Linked DNA regions of Homo sapiens: region 2 is linked to region 1. A link is an interaction called in ENCODE POLR2A ChIA-PET data of the cell type or tissue named here. Cell type or tissue: endothelial cell of umbilical vein. All regions are shown on one strand. Links, peaks and the distances in the headings refer to the core of each region. The heading gives the core; the rest is flanking DNA.

Evidence for each region. ChIA-PET counts read pairs that join two places held together with the same protein. Peaks named below come from ENCODE experiments on the same cell type or tissue, not always from the same donor. Only the 100,000 strongest peaks of a DNase experiment are listed, where the experiment ranks them.
Region 2: POLR2A ChIA-PET joins it to region 1 with 12 read pairs; 3 of 35 experiments call an interaction of 5 or more read pairs at or near these places.

The regions. Positions count from the first base shown.
Region 1 is chr7:76,433,675-76,437,630 of GRCh38, forward strand. ZP3 (zona pellucida glycoprotein 3) reads left to right here. Exons shown (of 8, transcript NM_001110354.2): 5 at 364-481. Among named protein-coding and RNA genes, the nearest start is that of ZP3, 11 kb to the left of the region's middle. In endothelial cell of umbilical vein, for the core only: no CTCF peak of the experiment used is centred there; no DNase peak of the experiment used is centred there.
Region 2 is chr7:76,612,105-76,616,112 of GRCh38, forward strand. All of the region lies in intron 4 of POMZP3 (POM121 and ZP3 fusion), which reads right to left. The region is part of intron 2 of LINC03009 (long intergenic non-protein coding RNA 3009); the gene reads left to right. Among named protein-coding and RNA genes, the nearest start is that of POMZP3, 13 kb to the right of the region's middle. In endothelial cell of umbilical vein, for the core only: no CTCF peak of the experiment used is centred there; a DNase peak (open chromatin) is centred at 1,893.

The sequences.
Region 1 (3,956 bases), core at 13-2,512:
ACCTTCCTAGCAAAATGACCCTAAAGCCACCTGTTTGGCTTTTTGAGACAGTGTCACTCTGTAACCCAGGCTGGAATACAGAGGCTTGATCTCTGCCCTCTGCAACCTCTGCCTCCCAGGTTTAAGTGATTCTCCTGCCTCAGCCCCCCAAGTAGCTGAGATTACAGGTGCCCATCACCATGCCTGGCTAATTTTTGTATTTTTAGTAGAGACAAGGTTTCACCATGTTTGCCAGGCTAGTCTCGAACTCCTGACCTCAAGTGATCCACCCACCTTGGCCTCCCAAAGTGCTGGGATTATGGGCGTGAGCCACGGTGCCCGGCCCACCTGTCTGGCTTTAATACCGTTCTGTTTTCTTCCAAGCTGTCTTGTCGACGGTCTCACTGATGCCTCTTCTGCATTCAAAGTTCCTCGACCCGGGCCAGATACACTCCAGTTCACAGTGGATGTCTTCCACTTTGCTAATGACTCCAGAAACATGGTAAGAGCTTTAACAGCCTGAAAGAAGGCTGAACTTGCAACCTTCATATCCTACTGAATGGGGTCACTCACTAGCTCCACCCCTAAGCAAATGACTTAGAGCTGTGTCCCAGTAACTCAAACTTACAAGTAAAGCCATGAGCTTTAGCGAGGCCTTCAAGCAGAAGGATGAACAATATGAAGCCTTAAGAGGTAGAGGCCGGGCACGGTGGCTCATGCTTGTAATCCCAATACTTTGGGAGGCCGAGGGGGGTGGATCACTTGAGGTCAGGAGTTCAAGACCAGCCTGGCCAACATAGTAAAACCCCGACTCTACTAAATATACAAAAAAAATTAGCTGAGTGTGGTGGTTGGGTACCTGTAATCCCAGCTACCTGGGAGGCTGAAGCAGGAGAATAGCTTGAACCTGGGAGGCAGAGGTTGCAGTGAGCAGAGATTGTGCCACTGCACCTCCAGCCTGAGTGACAGTGAGACTCCATCTCCAAAAAAAAAAAAAAAGGCAGGTGTTAGCCTTCCTGGAGGCTTTCTGCAGGGGCAAAGAAAACCAGTGTGAACTTCGTAGCCAGGGTGGCTTCTTGAACTTGGTCATAGGTTAGGCTAGTGATTCTGAAGGCATCATCCTCAGCTGGAGGGCTTGTTGAAATTGATGACTGGGCCCCAACCCAGGGTTTGATTCAGGTGGTCTAGTGAAGCCTAGAATCTGCATTCTTAAGTGTTGGTTCTGCCAGTCTGGGTCCTCCCCTTGAGAACCTAAACTAGAAAACTCAAATTGACACTAAGAGGGAAGGAGAAGGAAGGAATGAAGATGGGAACTGCCTAATGGCTGAGGTGGGGGAGGGATGCAGTAGGAAGTGCAGGTGCAAGGACCAACATCTAGCCGGGAAGTACTGGTAAGTGGTTAGAAGTAAATTGCCTGGTGCGGTGGCTCGTGCCCATAATCCCAGCACTTTGGGAGGCTGAGGCGGGCAGATCACGAGGTCAGGAGATTGAGACCATCCTGGTTAACACGGTGAAACCCCCTCTACTAAAAATACAAAAAATTAGCTGGGCATGATGGTGGGCACCTGTAGTCCCAGCCACTCCAGGTTCCCAGGTGCAAGTGATTCTCCTGCCTCAGTCTCCCAAGTAGCTGGGAGTACAGGTACCCGCCACCATGCCTGGCTAATTTTTTTGTATTTCTAGTAGAGACAAGGTTTTACCATGTTGTCCAGGCTGGTCCCAAACTCCTGACCTCAGGTGATCCGCCTGCCTCGGTCTCCCAAAGTGCTGGAATTACAGGCGTGAGCCACCATGCCCAGCCTCAAGTAGCTTTTAAACAAGCTCACTGAGATGAGAGGTGAGGCGGTGAGCTTAGAATAGGTGGTTAGGAAGTGATTAAAGTAGGGGTTTCCAGTGCTGGCTCTATACTAATCATCTGGAGAGGTTGTAAAAATACTGATTGTAGAGAGTCTCATACCTTCACTCTATTGGGGTAGGGCATGGTGTCACATTTTGTAACATTAACTAAATCTTCATAGGTGTTTGCTGTAAAACTCCATGAACTTCAGTGTGCACACCATCTAGGTTCTACCACCAGCATTTTTTTTTTTTTTTTGAGACAGTCTCACTCTGTCACCCAAGCTGGAATGCAATGGTGCGGTCTTGGCTCACTGCAACCTCTGCCTCCGGGTGCAAGCAATTCTGCCTCAGCCTCCTGAGTAGCTGGGATTGTAGGCGCCTGCCACCATGCCCGGCTAATCCTTGTATTTCTTAGTAGAGACAGGGATTCATCATTTTGGCCAGGCTGGTCTTGAACTCTTGACCTCATTATCCAACCGCCTCAGCTTCCCAAAGTGCTGGGATTATAGGCATGAACCACCACGCGCCCCCCGCCCCCTTTTTTTTTTTTTTTTTTTTTTTTTTTTTTTTTTTTTTTTTTTTTGAGAGGGTCTCTGTCACCCAGGCTGGAGTACAGTGGCCCAATCTTAGGTCACTGCAACTTCCACCTCCCAGGCTCAAGCGATTCTCCTGCCTTAGCCTCCCAAGTAGCTGAGATTGTAGGCATACGCCACTACTGAGTGCCTGTTATATTTTTAGTAGAGATGGTTTCACCATATTGGCCAGGCTGGTCTTGAATACCCGACCTCAAACGATCCACCTGCCTTGGCCTCCCAAAGTGCTGGGATTACAGGCGTGAGCCACTGTACCCGGCCTGCTAGCATTTTACTGTTATCCTCCATCTACTGACCTACCTTATTCTACTTGGAAATGCATCAAAAGCCACTTAAGCTCCTAGGTGACTCTAATACGCAGCCAGGCTTGCAAACCTCTGAAGCAGAGGCTCATACGTCAGGGTGGCATTAAGGGACAAAGTAGAAACTTTTCAAAGATGACATCGATGCCACTTCACCTCCTCCAGCAGCTGCCTTGTGGGAAGAGAAAGATCAACACACAGATCAGTAGGGTAGCAAAAGGGAAAAGCATCTAATATTGATGAGATGGCCTGAAGCTCTCAGTGGTGGGCCCTGCTTCAGTGGGGCTGGGGATAAAGGAGGGCAGATTTGGGAAAAGAGTCCTGGCCCTCGGATCAGTGACCGATAGCTCCTTAGGGGAGAGGATCCTGGTTGTGGGAGGAAGTCAAGATTGACCTCAGGTGTGGCCATTTGGGAAGAAGATGGAGAGAAGTTTTCACAGAGGTGGTAGCGGTCAGCATGGGTATGGACTGAGGTGGTTTCTCAATCTCTGGGGGTTGAGGGGTAACTAAGACCAGAGAACAGTGCTGTTTAATGGAAGATAGTCTGAGCCCTTGGAGGGCCCCCCTTCAAAGGTAGGATTGATGATGCCTCAGTAGACTATGTCCCATGGCACAAAGAAGGAACAACCCTATTTCAGAGCAATAGGGTGGCTGGGCACGGTGGTTCACATCTGTAATCCCAGCACCTTGGGAGGCCGAGGTGGGAGGATCAGAGTTCAGGTGTTTAAGGCTGCAGTGAGCTATGATGGTGCTATTGCCCTCAACAGAGCAAGACCCTGTGTACTTTTTTTTTTTTTTTTTTTTTTTGGACAGAGTCTCGCTCTGTCACCCAGGCTGGAATGCAATGGCATGATCTCGGTTCACTGCAACCTCCACCTCCTTATTCAAGCCATTCTCCTGCCTCAGCCTCCCTAATAGTTGGAATTATAGGCACTCAATCACCACGCCTGGCTAATTTTTGAATATTTAGTAGAGATGGGGTTTCACTATGTTGGTCAGGCTGGTCTTAAACTCCTGACCTCAGGTGATCCACCTGCCTCAGCAAGTGCTGGGATTACAGGCATGAGCTATCACACTCCCCTCTTTTTTTTTTTTTTTTTGTTTTTTTTTGGGGGGAAATGGAGTGTCACTCTTGTTGCCCAGGCTAGAGTGCAATGGCGTAATCTCAGCTCACTGCAACTTCCCATCTCCCAGGTTCAAGCAATTCTTCCATTCCAGCCTCCCAAGTAGCTGGGATTATAGG
Region 2 (4,008 bases), core at 718-3,217, 180 kb after region 1:
GGAGAATCACTGGAACCTGGGAGGCAGAAGTTGCAGTGAGCCGAGATCATGCCACTGCACCCCAGCCTGGCTGACAGAGTGAGACTGTCTCATAAAATAAACAGGGGGAAGGAAGAGCCTCATCTCTAAGATGGTGTAAAGGTTCACTTACCCAATGTTAGAGCAAGTAGCAACTAGTTTTAGACTGGAATCCACCACTTATTCCCCTGATCTTTTCCAAACTTACCCAATCATTGAACATGCTTGACCCTGGGCTTCTGAGACAGGGCCTGTCACCCAGGCTGGAGTACAGTGGTATGATGATGCCTCACTATAGCCTTGACCTCCTGGGCTCAAGGGATCCTCCCACCTCAGCCTCATGAGCAGCTGGAATTACGGGTACAAGCCACTACACCTGGCTAATTTTGGATTTTTTGCAGAGATGAGGTTTTGCCATGTTGCCCAAGCTGGCCTCAAACTCCTGGGCTCAAGTGATCTGTCCGCCTCAGCCTCCCAAAGTACTGGGATTACAGGTGCCAGCTATCCGTGCCTGGCCAGTCCTGGGCTTAACTCAGCATTGCTAAACCCGCGCCCATCCCCAGGTGACCGAGGTGAGTGGTAGACACCTTAATAGCTAGCAGCTTAGCTGGGTTTCTGACGCTGCCACCTGCCACTTGACTAGTTGACAAGCTACTTTTCTTCAGGGATGTAGTCACTGTATTGCCAGCTAAGGCAAGACCAAGTTGTTTCTGGGACCTGAGGTCCTTGGGCACATAAAGAAGCCTTTTGGACTTGCTTCTGTGGAGTTTCCATTTCAGACTTAAGAGGTTTTTTTTTTGTTTTTTTTTTTTGAGGTGGAGTCTTGCTGTTGCCTAGGCTGGAGTGCAATGGCACGATCTCAGCTCACTGCAACCTCTGCCTCCTAGGTTCAAGCAATTCTCCTGCCTCAGCCTCCCAAGTAGCTGGGATTACAGGCACTTGCCATAATGCCTCGCTAATTTTTTTGTATTTTTAGTAGAGACAGGGTTTCACCATCTTGGCCAGGCTGGTCTTGAACTCCTGACCTTGTGATCCACCTGCCTTGGCCTCCCAAAGTGCTGGGATTACAGGCGTGAGCCACTGCGCCCGGCCAGACTTGAGTTTGATGGCTCACTCTTTGGGCAAGCTTCCCTGGGCTTTTCTTCCTTGCACATACCTCTGCTATTAGTCAAGCCTACGTCAGTCTCCCTTCACCTGTAAGGGATATGACGACCAGAAGACTCACCAGGCTGATACCCTGACAGTCCTGGCCTCTGGGAAACGTTTACCCACCCTCGTTAGACAAGTACGAGGGAATGAACCCAATATGAGCTCCTGCTGGGAGCTGAAGGACCCCCCCCACCCAGGGAATAGTCAACTACCCTGTAAGCACTGCCCCCCTACCCTTTTTTTTTTTTTTTTTTCTGAGACGGAGTCTGTCTCTAGTCCAGGCTGGAGTACACTGTAGCCACTACCTCCGAGGTTTAAGCGATTCTCTTGCCTCAGCCTCCCAAGTAGATGGGATTATGGGTACCCACCACCACACCAGGCTAGTTTTTGTATTTGTAGTAGAGATGGGGTTTCCCCATGTTGGCCAGGCTTGTCTTGAACTCCTGGCCTCAAGTGATCCACCTGCCTTGGCCTCACAAAGTGCTGGGATTATTGGCATGAGCCACCGTACCTGGCCAAGCCTTCTCATTTTAGACTGACATTCCATCCTGCTGCTGGGGCTAGGGGCCATTCTGACAGAGCCAGGGCTCAGTCTAGCCTTGGCCCGTCCCCAGGTCAGTTTCCCTTCATATTTCAGGCAGGGCTAAAATTCCTCCCTGCTCAACCTCGGGCAGAGCATGGCAATTCTGCCACCTTGCAGCAGAAGCCTCAGAGCCACAAGCCTCAGTCACCACCTAGTGGCCGAGTACACCAGCAGAGAAACTTGAAACCATGTAAATTCAGACTTTTAGAAACAAGCCAGTTTAGCAGTTGTCCAGCTGCCCATCTTAGCCACCTGCCCTGCAAGTAAGAAGCTTCCAAGGCCCTGTTGTCTATTCCACAAAGGAAATGTACTTTCATCCTTAGCTTCTTCCTAGTATGTTTTTCTGGTGCTAACTGGAGTCTAAGATCCCAGGGCAGTTCCCCTATAGCGGCCTTTTAGAAGCAGGGTCTAGGCTGGGCGTGGTGGCTCATGCCTGTAATCCCAGCACTTTGGGAGGCTGAGGTCAGTGGATCACCTGAGGTCAGGAGTTTGAGACCAGCCTGGCCAACATGGTGAAACCCCATCTCTACTAAAAAAAAAAAAAAAATACAGAAATTAGCTGGGCATGGTGGCAGGTGCCTATAATCCCAGCTACTTGGGAGGCTGGAATGGAAGAATTGCTTGAACCTGGGAGATGGGAAGTTGCAGTGAGCTGAGATTACGCCATTGCACTCTAGCCTGGGCAACAAGAGTGACACTCCATTTCCCCCAAAAAAAAAAAAAAAAAAGAGGGGAGTGTGATAGCTCACGCCTGTAATCCCAGCACTTGCTGAGGCAGGTGGATCACCTGAGGTCAGGAGTTTAAGACCAGCCTGACCAACATAGTGAAACCCCATCTCTACTAAATATTCAAAAATTAGCCAGGCATGGTGATTGAGTGCCTATAATTCCAACTATTAGGGAGGCTGAGGCAGGAGAATGGCTTGAATAAGGAGGTGGAGGTTGCAGTGAACCGAGATCATGCCATTGCATTCCAGCCTGGGTGACAGAGCGAGACTCTGTCCAAAAAAAAAAAAAAAAAAAGTACACAGGGTCTTGCTCTGTTGAGGGCAATAGCACCATCATAGCTCACTGCAGCCTTAAACACCTGAACTCTGATCCTCCCACCTCGGCCTCCCAAGGTGCTGGGATTACAGATGTGAACCACCGTGCCCAGCCACCCTATTGCTCTGAAATAGGGTTGTTCCTTCTTTGTGCCATGGGACATAGTCTACTGAGGCATCATCAATCCTACCTTTGAAGGGGAGCCCTCCAAGGGCTCAGACTATCTTCCATTAAACAGCACTGTTCTCTGGTCTTAGTTACCCCTCCACACCCAGAGATTGAGAAACCACCTCAGTCCATACCCATGCTGACTGCTACCACCTCTGTGAAAACTTCTCCCCATCTTCTTCCCAAATGGCCACACCTGAGGTCAATCTTGACTTCCTCCCACAACCAGGATCCTCTCCCCTAAGGAGCTATCGGTCACTGATCCGAGGGCCAGGACTCTTTTCCCAAATCTGCCCTCCTTTATCCCCAGCCCCATTGAAGCAGGGCCCACCACTGAGAGCTTCAGGCCATCTCATCAATATTAGATGCTTTTCCCTTTTGCTACCCTACTGATCTGTGTGTTGATCTTTCTCTTCCCACAAGGCAGCTGCTGGAGGAGGTGAAGTGGCATCGATGTCATCTTTGAAAAGTTTCTACTTTGTCCCTTAATGCCACCCTAACGTATGAGCCTCTGCTTCAGAGGTTTGCAAGCCTGGCTGCGTATTAGAGTCACCTAGGAGCTTAAGTGGCTTTTGATGCATTTCCAAGTAGAATAAGGTAGGTCAGTAGATGGAGGATAACAGTAAAATGCTAGCAGGCCGGGTACAGTGGCTCACGCCTGTAATCCCAGCACTTTGGGAGGCCAAGGCAGGTGGATCGTTTGAGGTCGGGTATTCAAGACCAGCCTGGCCAATACGGTGAAACCATCTCTACTAAAAATATAACAGGCACTCAGTAGTGGCGTATGCCTACAATCTCAGCTACTTGGGAGGCTAAGGCAGGAGAATCGCTTGAGCCTGGGAGGTGGAAGTTGCAGTGACCTAAGATTGGGCCACTGTACTCCAGCCTGGGTGACAGAGACCCTCTCAAAAAAAAAAAAAAAAGGGGGGGGGGGCAGGTGGCACGTGGTGGTTCATGCCTATAATCCCAGCACTTTGGGAAGCTGAGGCGGTTGGATAATGAGGTCAAGAGTTCAAGACCAGCCTGGCCAAAATGATGAAACCCTG